Regions from separate parts of the Homo sapiens genome. Here region 2 is linked to region 1. A link is a contact called in ENCODE POLR2A ChIA-PET data. All regions are on one chromosome and are shown on one strand. Each heading gives the region's core, a stretch centred on a gene start or an enhancer-like site at or near the end of the contact. The rest is flanking DNA. Distances are from core to core; before and after follow the strand shown.

Region 1 (5,200 bases), core at 1,453-3,952:
CCTGGCCACATGTCCCGCCTCACATACCTGCAAGGGCCATTTCCCTGTAGATAGAGCAGTTGCCTGACACAGCCACCACCTCTCCCTTTTTCCCAGGCCTGCTGGAGAAGGATGGCCCTCCCTCCTGCCTTGTCCCTCAGGCTGCCTGAGGGTTTCGTTTTCTTGTGGCTGGCATGGCCTTTCAGGGTACTGTCCCCAAGCACTTTATGAATCATAATCGCAGCTCCAGCATGTCCATTCACCCCCACTGCCAGCAGGCTCTTTACAGCTGCATTTTGTCTCCACACTCTTCTGTCTTTCTTTGCTTTCATCAGGCCCTCTTTGGCCCAGCAAAAAGCTGTAAGTGACTTAATACAGCTGGGTGGCCAGCCTGGGACAGACAGCCATCGGAGCCAAGCCTCTGGCATCAAATATAGATCAAGGTCTCCCTTTGAGGCAGTGGTTCCCAGCCTTGGCTGAACATTAGAATCACTAGAGAAGCTTTTAAGAATTCCTATGCCTCAGCCCTACATCTGAGAATTTAAATCTGAGTCTCTCTCTGGGCATAGAACCTCTATTTTGAAATCTTCCCAGGTGATTACATTATTCAGCAAAAGTTTGGAACCATTGCTTTAAGCTCTAAAACCTTCCATTTTAAGCCAGCTGGCCTTTGTCTCTAGCCTCTAGAGAGGTCTGGGCCCCCTGAAGCTGCTTCTCCCTGCTGTAGATCCCTCAGGGGTGACCGGGAGGGTGCTGGGGGTGGGGCCGGGTGAATGTTATGGGCCTCACAGCTGCATTGCTTTCAGTCTCACTGCAGCAAACAGCAGCTTGTTTTCTCTAGATCTGCCTGGCAGGCCTTTGGGCAGAAAAGGCAGTTACACCATGTGGCATGGCAGCGCCCTCTCCCTCTCAGGCTCAGGCAGACTTGGAGACCAGGCAAGCTGGGACACAGGAAGCTCCATCTGAAGCCACCAGTGGCAGCACTCCGCCCACCTGTATGCTAGCACTGCCTCTTCTCCAGTGCAACTTCTCCCGCCGGCTGTGGTGCGCAGATTTCTGAAAGCGCTCAAACAGGCTGAAGGGCCCTTAGCCCCCTTCTCTCCCTTTCCTTCTGTGTCCTCTCCTTACCCTCGCCACTTTGTTCCCCTCCCTTCTTATCCAAACATGCCTTGGAAAGGTCTCAAAAACTCATGCTGAAGGTATAAAATATTCAATCAGTATCCGTTCTGCCCACTGCTGAGCTCGTGGGTATATGGGGCACCGTTGCAGGTTCTTCTCTGAGAATTCACCAGAGGGACTTCCAGACAGTGGTGTAAAAGGGAGTGTGCACTTTTGCAGTAGAGTGGAGTCTGCAAGCCAAGAGGCCAGAGGAGCCATACATAGGCTCTGTGTGCAAGGGAAAGCAGTTCTCTCACACGAGTACTGACACTTTTGAGACCACAATGCCTGTGTACTGGGATTCAACAGTTAAGTAAATGGACGGCAGGTGGCAGGAGCCACTGTTGCACACAGTGACAAGGAACAGGCAGGCAAGGGAAGGAGGCTAGACTGATCCACGGAGGTGCTAGTGTGTTTAGTTGATAGAGACTTTAATAAAGATACATAAGGATACAGAGAGAAGTGTTTATAGATATGTGGTATGCCCAGGTTATATACACCTCTATTTCCTTGTTCCATTAGCGGAGAGGGCCTAGAAGCTGTGAGACCCGCGAAACAATGAGCACACCTGCCATCCAGATCTTGATTTTTAATGGCACTTTCCAATAAAAGTAAACCAGGGCTTCTGGAGGAAATGATCAATTCTAGGGCTGGGGCGGGAAATATACCCTAAAGGTACATGAAGCACCTTGCAATGCCAGGAAGTGCTTTGAGGCTGCACAGGTGCACATGCGGATGGGGGTGTGTCAGGGGGACATGGGAGCCGGCTGAAAAGCTCCCAGTGTCCAAAGCTGGAACACTTTGAGCAACAAAATAAATACTGTAATGTTGGATTATGGTGTAGTGTGGATGTTTGTCCCCTCCAAACCTCACGTTGAAATGTGTTCCCCAGTGTTGGAGGTGGGGCCTAGTTGGGAGGCGTTTGGGTCATGAGGGCAGATCCCTCATGAGTAGATCAGTGCCCTGCCCTGGGCGGGGCAGCAAGTGGGTTCTTGCTCTGTTAGTTTCCTGGAGACCTTGTTGTTAAAAAGTGCCTGGCAGCTTCCTTCTCACTCCCGCCCTCCTCTCTGACCATGTGATCTCTGCACACACCAGCGCCCATTTGCCTTCCACCCTGAGTAGAGCAGCACAAGGCCCTCCCCAGATGAGATCCCCAATCTTGAACTTTCCAGCCATCCAGAATTGTGAGCCAAATAACCCTCTTTTTCTTTATAGATGACCCAGCTTCAGGTATTCCCTTATAGCGGCACAAAACAGACTAAGACAAGATATAAAATCCACAAGTCCGTATTGGCATAAGGAAATCATTTAGTAAAGAAATAAATAAATGGGAGAGAAGAAACAAAATGTCCTGTGCAGAATTCCAGGTTATTTATGCAGCTACTCCTTACTTAAGGAGATGGCCATAGCTCCCCACTCCGTGTTGAGTGGTGACTTCCTTCCAGAGAGCACAGGGGTGGGGAGCAGCTCTGCAGCAGAGAAACTGACAGGCACGACCCCAGCCAGGCACTTAAGGTCATCATCAACAGTGATCAGTCGTGAAGCCTTGGAAGGATGGGAAGAGAAGGGGTATCACCTCTATGGTTGTCCTCCCTTAAACACATAACCACAGTCTAGTCGTGAGAACAACGTCAGACAAACCCAAATTGAGGTGCAGTCTACAACACACCTGATCAGCACTCCTCAAAACCATCAAGGTCACCCAAAACACAGAAGGTCTGAGAAACTGTTGCAGCCAAAAGGAGCCTCAGGGGACAGGACACTTAATGTGATGTGGGGTCCTGAGTGGGATCTTGGAGCAGGAGAACAGTAGATGCAAGCTGAGGCCACCTGAATCAAGTTGTGCTGAATGAGGTGTGAGCTTTAGTTAATAACAGGTCAGTATTGGTTTATTCATTGTAGCAAATGCACTGCACTGATGTATTAATAACAGGGTAAACTGGGTGAGAGGTGTAGGAGAACTCTTCACACACTCTTGTCTTCTTTTCTGTAAATGTGAATCTATTCTGAAATTAAAAGGTTATTTTAAAAGTTTAAAAAAAAAAACCAAAAAAAAAAGAAAAAACCTCTAGGCACAGTGTCGTGGGAGAGCCCTGTTTCACAAGGGGTAGTCCCAAAAAAAAAAAAAAAAAAAAAAAAAAGTACCATAGAGACTCGAAGAGAGAGGAAGCCACTGTAGGCCAGGCTGCTAAGAAGGACCTGGAAAGCAGGTGCCAGTGGCCTTGCCCTTGAAGGACAGGGAAGACCAGCACCCTGGCCATGAAGGCCCCAGCAGGTGTCCTGAGGCAGGACCAGGGCCCCAGGTCATGAGAGGAAAGCTAGGAAGTGGGGGCTCAGCAGGGAGCCTCACCAGGGGCTTTTTCCCATCTCCCCTGCAGCCTGGGCACCTGCCTGCTGGCCTGTGTGTCCAGGGGGGTCTCTGTTTTCTGCTTCTGCTGAGGAGGGAGACCTGGCAACGGGTGGCCCCTGAGAGACCATGCTGGGGAACAGCTGTGGAGAGTGAAGCCAGCGTCCCTCTTGGGACCGCATGTTCTGTTGTAGGACTTGTTCAGACTCTTCTGCCTGTTAAACCGAGGCAGCAGGACCAAGTGGGAACTGCGGACTGACTCAGCTGTTACGGGCGGTACCAACAGCAGGCAGTCTCCTACCTTCCTGAGTGTGATGTCTGGTCAGACCTGTGCCCAGTCTCCCTCAAGCGGGCCGCCTTCCCCAGCACTGCCCACTCACTCTCTGTTCCCAGGAGGCCTTTCCCACCATATCTGCTGGCTTCTCACCGAGGCCCTTCCCCACATGCTACCCACCCTGGCATTTGTTTAGCTTGCCCGACTGCTTGGAAGGGCAACCGTCCAGGCCAGGTTTCATCAGTTCTGTTCATTGTCGCATGACAGTCGTCGGCACCCCACAGAGCAGGTGTTGGGTAAATATTAATATTTACGAGGTGTGCGGGTGCTGTGGGCAGCGTGGTCCACCTTGGGCATGCTGCTGCGCTTTTCCAACTGGTGTCCCTGTGTATGCGATGGCAGTGATACACCTCATACTTGCGGGACAGAACATGCCTGTGTGAAAGGCCTGGGTAACGGCGCTTTCTTATCTCCAGCTGAGCTCTGTCTCTGCCCTCCCACTCCTTGGGCCTAGCTCTCTCTGTCGGGATCTCCCAGGACAAGTCTCGAGCCTTGTGCCTGGGGCCACCTTTAAGACATCTGAATCCTCCAAACCCGGCCTCCTTGCCCCTGCATCCCACAAGTGCCCATCTCACAGCAGCTATGTATGCCCTCTCTTCCCCCCGTATCATGAAGTCTGTGGCAGGCACCATGTCTTCCTCATCACTGTGACCCCAAGCCTGATGTCCAGTAGATGCCATGGAGTTAAAGGATTTGGGGGATGGTGGCCCTGCCCCGCAGCCCCAGCCCCTCCCCAGCTGCCCCTGTCCTCTGTACGTGGAACAGTCCTGGCTCCTGCCGTCTGCTCCTGCAGGGCTCACTCAGGACCGTCATCTGCATGGTTCATCGCTCCCATGAACTGAGTTCCACTTACTCCCAGCCTCCTCCCCTCTGCCCCTTTAAGGGGAGCCCAGCTCTGCGGGAGGAGGACAGCCTCCTGAGGACAGGGCTGCAACTGGGCTGTGGGTTGGTGCCACTGGACAAAGGTGTTTCAGCGCAGCCGGTGGCGTTGAGGGGGAGGGAGGGAGGATGAGGCGGCCCTCAGGCTGTGCCTGTACTGCGTTCCATCCCCACTGAGTAGCACGCGGGCCTTGGGAGAGGCTAGGCATTTCTGCTGGTGACACAGCCAACTCACTCTGTCCTTTCTCCCTGGCCACAGGAGGCCAGTGAGGCATCCTCAGCCCTGGGCTGTTTCCCAGCGGTCCTCCGAGCTCAGACAGCTGGGATGGAACTTGGGGTCTCACTAGCTCCCATGAGCTTTGGGAGCTGTCCACTTGGGGACTCCCCAGGGTTGGGGCTGGAACTGTTTCATGCCCTGGGGGGTGGCAACTTGAGGCTGCCCTTGCAGACGGCTCCTGGCCCTGCCCTGCAGTCTCTTCTTCCACTGATTGGTATCCCTGCCT
Region 2 (5,119 bases), core at 372-2,871, 300 kb after region 1:
AATGAAGGAAGCAGAACCAGGAGGGGGAAGAAGCTCTGGATGAGATTTTAGGGAAAGTCCTAGCTCAAGCCTGAACCTGGGCCAGCTCTCAGGTATGAATTCCACCTCGCCTGTCCTGCGTGGAGGCAAGGAAGCAGAGCGGTCCTGCTTCCTCACAGCTCAGGCTGGCACAGGAGGCCCCAGGGAGTGCAGAACAGGAACCTAGGCTCTGTGGGAGGGTCTTCTCTGAGGTGACCAGGGGCTCAGGAGTGAGGCACTAAAGTGCATAGTAGCTGGGCACAAGGACATGTTAAAAAGCGATGTGAGGAAGTCTGGGAAGGACACCAACATTGTCCTCTACTGTACCCCCATTTTCTTTGGGGATCCACTCCTCCCTTACCCCAGCCCAGCCTTTTGGGTTTCAGTGGAGCCTCAAGAGAGAGCCCTGCCTGGCTCAAGCAATTAGAACATTCTATCCCTCTGGCCATGACTGATTTAGGGTTGGATCCACAACACAATCTGTGCCAGTGGAAGTCAACCCAGCAACTGTCTGGGGAGAGCGGTACTTGGTTCATTTTTCACTGCTGTATAGCACTCCACTGTGTGACTAAGTCTGGCTTTATGTACCCCCTCACCTGCTGGTAAACATTTGGGTGATTTCCGGTCTTTCCAGCTACGGAAAGTGCTGCTGAGAATTGCTAAGAACATTCTCGTATGCATTGCCCAAAGCATGTGTACACCTGGGAATGAAATTGAATGCAACATTCAACTTGGCAAGACAATGCTCCATTGTTCCCCAAAGTGCTTATAACAATTGACACATCCACCAACTGTGGGTGAGCTGTTTGGAGTTTTCGCCAAACCACGATAATGTCAGATTTCTTACCTTTTGCCAATTTACTGGGTGTAAGAAGATAGCTCACCCTGGTCTTCATTTGCATTTTCCTGATTAATATGTATATTCACCACTCACCACTCAGGTTTCCTGCAAAGTTATTTCTTCCCGATTCCTCTCCCACTGTCCTTTCTCACATAGAAGTCAGCCACTCTTCTTTGTTTAAGCTCTTCCTTCTGTCTGGAAATGCCCCAAGGAAACTTTCCGCCCACGCTTCCACACCTGGTCCTGATGGTACCTCCTCCAGGAAGCCTCCTTTGATTCCCCTGTAAGGGGCAACTCCTCCTCACGGTCCCCGAGGACCAGCACTGCGAGATCCCTGAGGACTGAGTCCTAAGTGTGTTTCCTCTCTCTCCTTCCTACCCCAGCCAGGCTGATCAGGTGACTCCTCAAAGAACAGGCTCAAAATGGTTTCTGTTTCCCTCCCTCCTACTTTGGGTTTACCCCATGCTCGTGACAACAGGACGGGCACAATTATGGATTACAATGTCAATGTGAACCAATAACCCAAAACATTGCCCCCACCCTCATCCCCACAGTGACTTGCCAGAGAAATCCGGGCAGGGCGTTTCACCCCTGCCACCTCCAAAGGAAAGCCGGTGGGCACTCTGCTCACATTTTCTGTGCCTGTCGTAGAGAAGGATGAGCATGCCCATCCATCAGCTTGTCCTGGGAACACCCCAGTAGCGGGAGCGCCTCAGCTTTTCGTCCCTGCTCATCTCCACCCTCCCAAGCTCACCCACAGCCTTAGAAACGGGCGACCGTTCCCTGGCTCTGACTCAGTGTGTGGTGTTTATCTGCCTGCGAAAAACCAGAAATTATAAAAACTCAGAGAAGGCTTCACCTCTGCCAAAAAAGATGATTCCACCTCGAGACACAGCTCTCCCTGGGGCTGTGGGGTTGGCAGCTGCTGTGTTCCCGAGGTTTCAATGAAACTGAATGCCCCAAAACAATGCATGCTGATTTGCAAACCTCAGATGGAACCAAAATTTTCATTTCCCCACCATGCACTACAAAACAAAACAGAGATTTTGGCTCGGATTTTTGGCTCAGCTCCCAAACAGCCCAGTGTGAACCAGAACCCAGGCGTCCCCACGGGGTCTGTGTGTCGGGCTCTGCTTCTCCCTCCGCTCTTCTGTCTCCAGGTCCTGCAGACTGTGGAGGGGACAGGCCATAGGAAAGGATTAAGTCTCCTCATCTACCACTTTATTGTTGATCTAGAACTTTCTAGACCTTGAGGATTTTGACAAAATGTGAATCTCCAATTATTTTGTGCAGCAGACATTTCAGAGGCAGAATGGTGGGAGGCTGTTGAATGGAGGGTGCACTGGATACTTTAGGCAAATTACTCGATTGAGCATAGCCTGTTTCTCCTTTGTAAAGTAGAGAAGACAGTGCGTACTTTCTCCATTTCACTGTTTTCTTCTGTGGATCAAAATGAGACAGCATTAAAGCACTCTGTGGTAGGGGTTGTTCCCAGTCTTAAGACTTCTTGGATCATGAAACATGACACAACATGGATGAAACTTGAAAATATGAAGCTAAGTGAAAGAAGCCAGGCACAAAAGACCACACGTTGCATGATTCCATTTATATGAAATGTCCAGAATAAACAAATTCATAGAGACAGAAAGTAGATTAGTGTTTGCCAGGGGCTGGTGAGAGTGTGGTTAGGGGGGATTGGTGAGTGACAGTTCATGGGTATAGTGTTTCTTTCTGGAGTTGATGAAAATATTCTGAAAGTAGACAGCGGTGCTATATATAGTGGGGATAGGAGTGAATATACTAGAAACCATTGAATGGTACACCTTATTTTTGTTTCATTTATCATTATTATTTTTTTGAGGCAGGGTCTCCCCTTTATCACCCAGGCTGGAGTGCAGTAGCATGATCATGGCCCACTGCAGCCTCAAACTCTTAGCTCAGGTGATCCTTCCACTTCAGCCTCCCAAGCAGCTGGGATCACGGGCATGCACCACTATACTCAGCTAATTTTTAAGTTATTTGTAGAGATGGAGTCTCCTTATGTTGCACAGGCTGGTCTTGAACTCCTGAACTCAAGTGTTCCTTGTGCCTCAGCCTCCCAAAGTGCTGGGATTACAGGTTTGAGCCACTGCACCTGGCCAATGGTACACTTTAAATCAGTGAATTGTATGGACTGTGAATTATATGTCAATAAAGCTGTTATAAAGAAGAAAAGAGCATATGCTCAGATCACTAGATATTTTGAGTTTTCAAGAGAAGCAGTGTTTCAGGATTAGGTTAGCTACCTATAACAGTAACTTCACCATTACAGTGGCTTAAGTAAGAAAGAAGTGCATTTTTACTTATGGAGAAGTCAGGAGGTAGGTAGTTCAGGGCTGGTTTTGTGGCTTCTTAGAGTCTACAGGGACTTAGGTTCTTCTCTCTCCTGTGCCATTCTCAGCCAGTGGCTTCCACTGTCAAGGCCAATTCAGAGTTCAAAATGGCCACTTGTTTTTATCCAGGCAGCAGGAAGAAGAAAGGAGGAAAGAATGAAAGCCACCCCCTAACCCTTGCGCCACCTTCTTCTTTCATCTCATTGGCCAAAACTGAGTCACATGGTCTCACTTTGCCACAAGGGAGGCTGGGAAATGTAGTCTTTTAGTTGGGCACATTGCTGCGCTGTCTAAAAATCAGGATTTGTAATTAAAGAAGCAGGGAAAACATCAGCTTGGTAAACATCAGCATCTGCCACTGCTTTTAGGTGAAATTCTGGTTGGTAATTTGACCCCCCCTTTTTAAAAATACCTTGCAGAACAAACTGAACACACCTGCAGTCTGGACTCACTGCAGGTAGGCCTGCTGGATTGGCTGTGGCTCTGTGGGGAGATGGGAGTGGGAAACCTTGTCCACTATGGCTTTGCAGATGTCAGTGGTTTGAAAGCAGCTATAGTTAAAATAAGGACAGTGCTGAGTCACTGTGAGGTGGTGGAGAGAGAGAACACACAAGTGCTTGGCAAACACAGAGAGCACAAACACACGAAGTCACAGTGTGGCTCTGCCACCGCATGGTTCAGACAAAAGCTCTGGGCTCTGCACAAAGGCTCCACAGCATCCAGGCTGCTGGGCAGACAGGAAGGGGCACAGCAATCTGAGTCATGGCGCCCTTCCTGTTGTGTTCTGCGTTTGCATTTTCTTTGAATATAAACCAAAAGCATTACAAACTATAGATGTAATTTGGACATGAAGGAACAAGGACAAAAAGTCAATAATTACTCACTCTGGACATGACCTTGTCACTGCCTCACCTTCACTTCCGGCAAGGCAAGAGCCATTCACGCTACTAATGACGTCTCCCGGGAAGATCGCATAATAAGCCTTGGTCAGAAAGCTGTATTTTTTGATAGGCAGGAAGCCCATGGACCTTTACTGCAATGTGTTCCGCAGGCTGCTCTAAGTTGCTGAGAAGGCCTCTTGGGGAGAGGAAGCGGGCCTTGGGTAGGGTGGCGTGGCGCTGTCAGATGCATCATGCCTACTCCCCAGGTGCAGGAAGGCTCAGGTGTGCAAGTCCAGAGGGTCGAGGAGTGCTGGGCCAGCCCAAGACAGGCCATAGAGGTTCCAGCATTGTCCTGAGCTCGCAGAGTGACTTTCTTTTCTCATTTTCAAAAGATGAGGCTGTGCGAAACTTCTTTTTGGAGCATCTCCCTTGCTGTCAAACCAAGTCTCTCATCTTCTAGGAGTCAGTCTTTTCATGGTGGCAGATCTTGGAGTTAGACAAGCCTGGCTCAATATACAGCTCCAATTATTTATTGTATCCCAAAATGCAGTGGCTTGAAACAGGCCCATTTGATTAGATATGAATTTGGGTAGGTGGACCTCCATCAGAAGGTCTTTCGGTTCCACATGGCTGTGGTTGGGGCTCATTCAGGGGTACTTACCTAGCCACTGGTGTGGGTCTAGAGGGTACCTGGTGGCTTGGGTGGTGCCTGGAAGACTGGGCTCCTCTGGGGCTCTCCACATGGCCTTCTCAGCCCAGTAGCTGGACTTCTGACATGGCAGCTCAAAGCTCCAAGAGATGGGAAACGGACCCAGAGATGGATTCTTAGTCCACTGCTGTCTTACTCATCCTCAATTTAAAAGAAACACTGGAGGCAGTGTTAAAGATTCATACCCCCAAACAGCCCCAATTTTCCATCCCCAACCTGTATCCATTTCCTTTGAATGTCATATACAGTAGCCTTGACATAAGTAATTCCATCTTAGAAGAAGTCTGAATCTTACATT

The links. ChIA-PET counts read pairs that join two places held with the same protein, here RNA polymerase II (POLR2A).
Region 2: POLR2A ChIA-PET joins it to region 1 with 12 read pairs in activated T-cell. The contact joins two enhancer-like sites. POLR2A ChIA-PET finds 5 or more read pairs at or near these places in 2 of 52 experiments (activated CD4-positive, alpha-beta T cell and activated T-cell).

What each region holds. Positions count from the first base shown.
Region 1 is chr17:17,107,974-17,113,173 of GRCh38, forward strand. The region is part of intron 3 of MPRIP (myosin phosphatase Rho interacting protein); the gene reads left to right. Among named protein-coding and RNA genes, the nearest start is that of MPRIP, 68 kb to the left of the region's middle. RefSeq lists enhancers at 93-292, 313-837. Within about 2 kb of position 2,703, at least 16 of the 41 ENCODE cell types and tissues checked have a DNase peak (open chromatin) inside an H3K27ac peak, as active enhancers do.
Region 2 is chr17:17,412,815-17,417,933 of GRCh38, forward strand. No RefSeq gene overlaps it. Among named protein-coding and RNA genes, the nearest start is that of MED9, 62 kb to the right of the region's middle. RefSeq lists an enhancer at 3,737-3,881 and a cis regulatory region at 3,804-3,814. Within about 2 kb of position 1,622, at least 9 of the 41 ENCODE cell types and tissues checked have a DNase peak (open chromatin) inside an H3K27ac peak, as active enhancers do.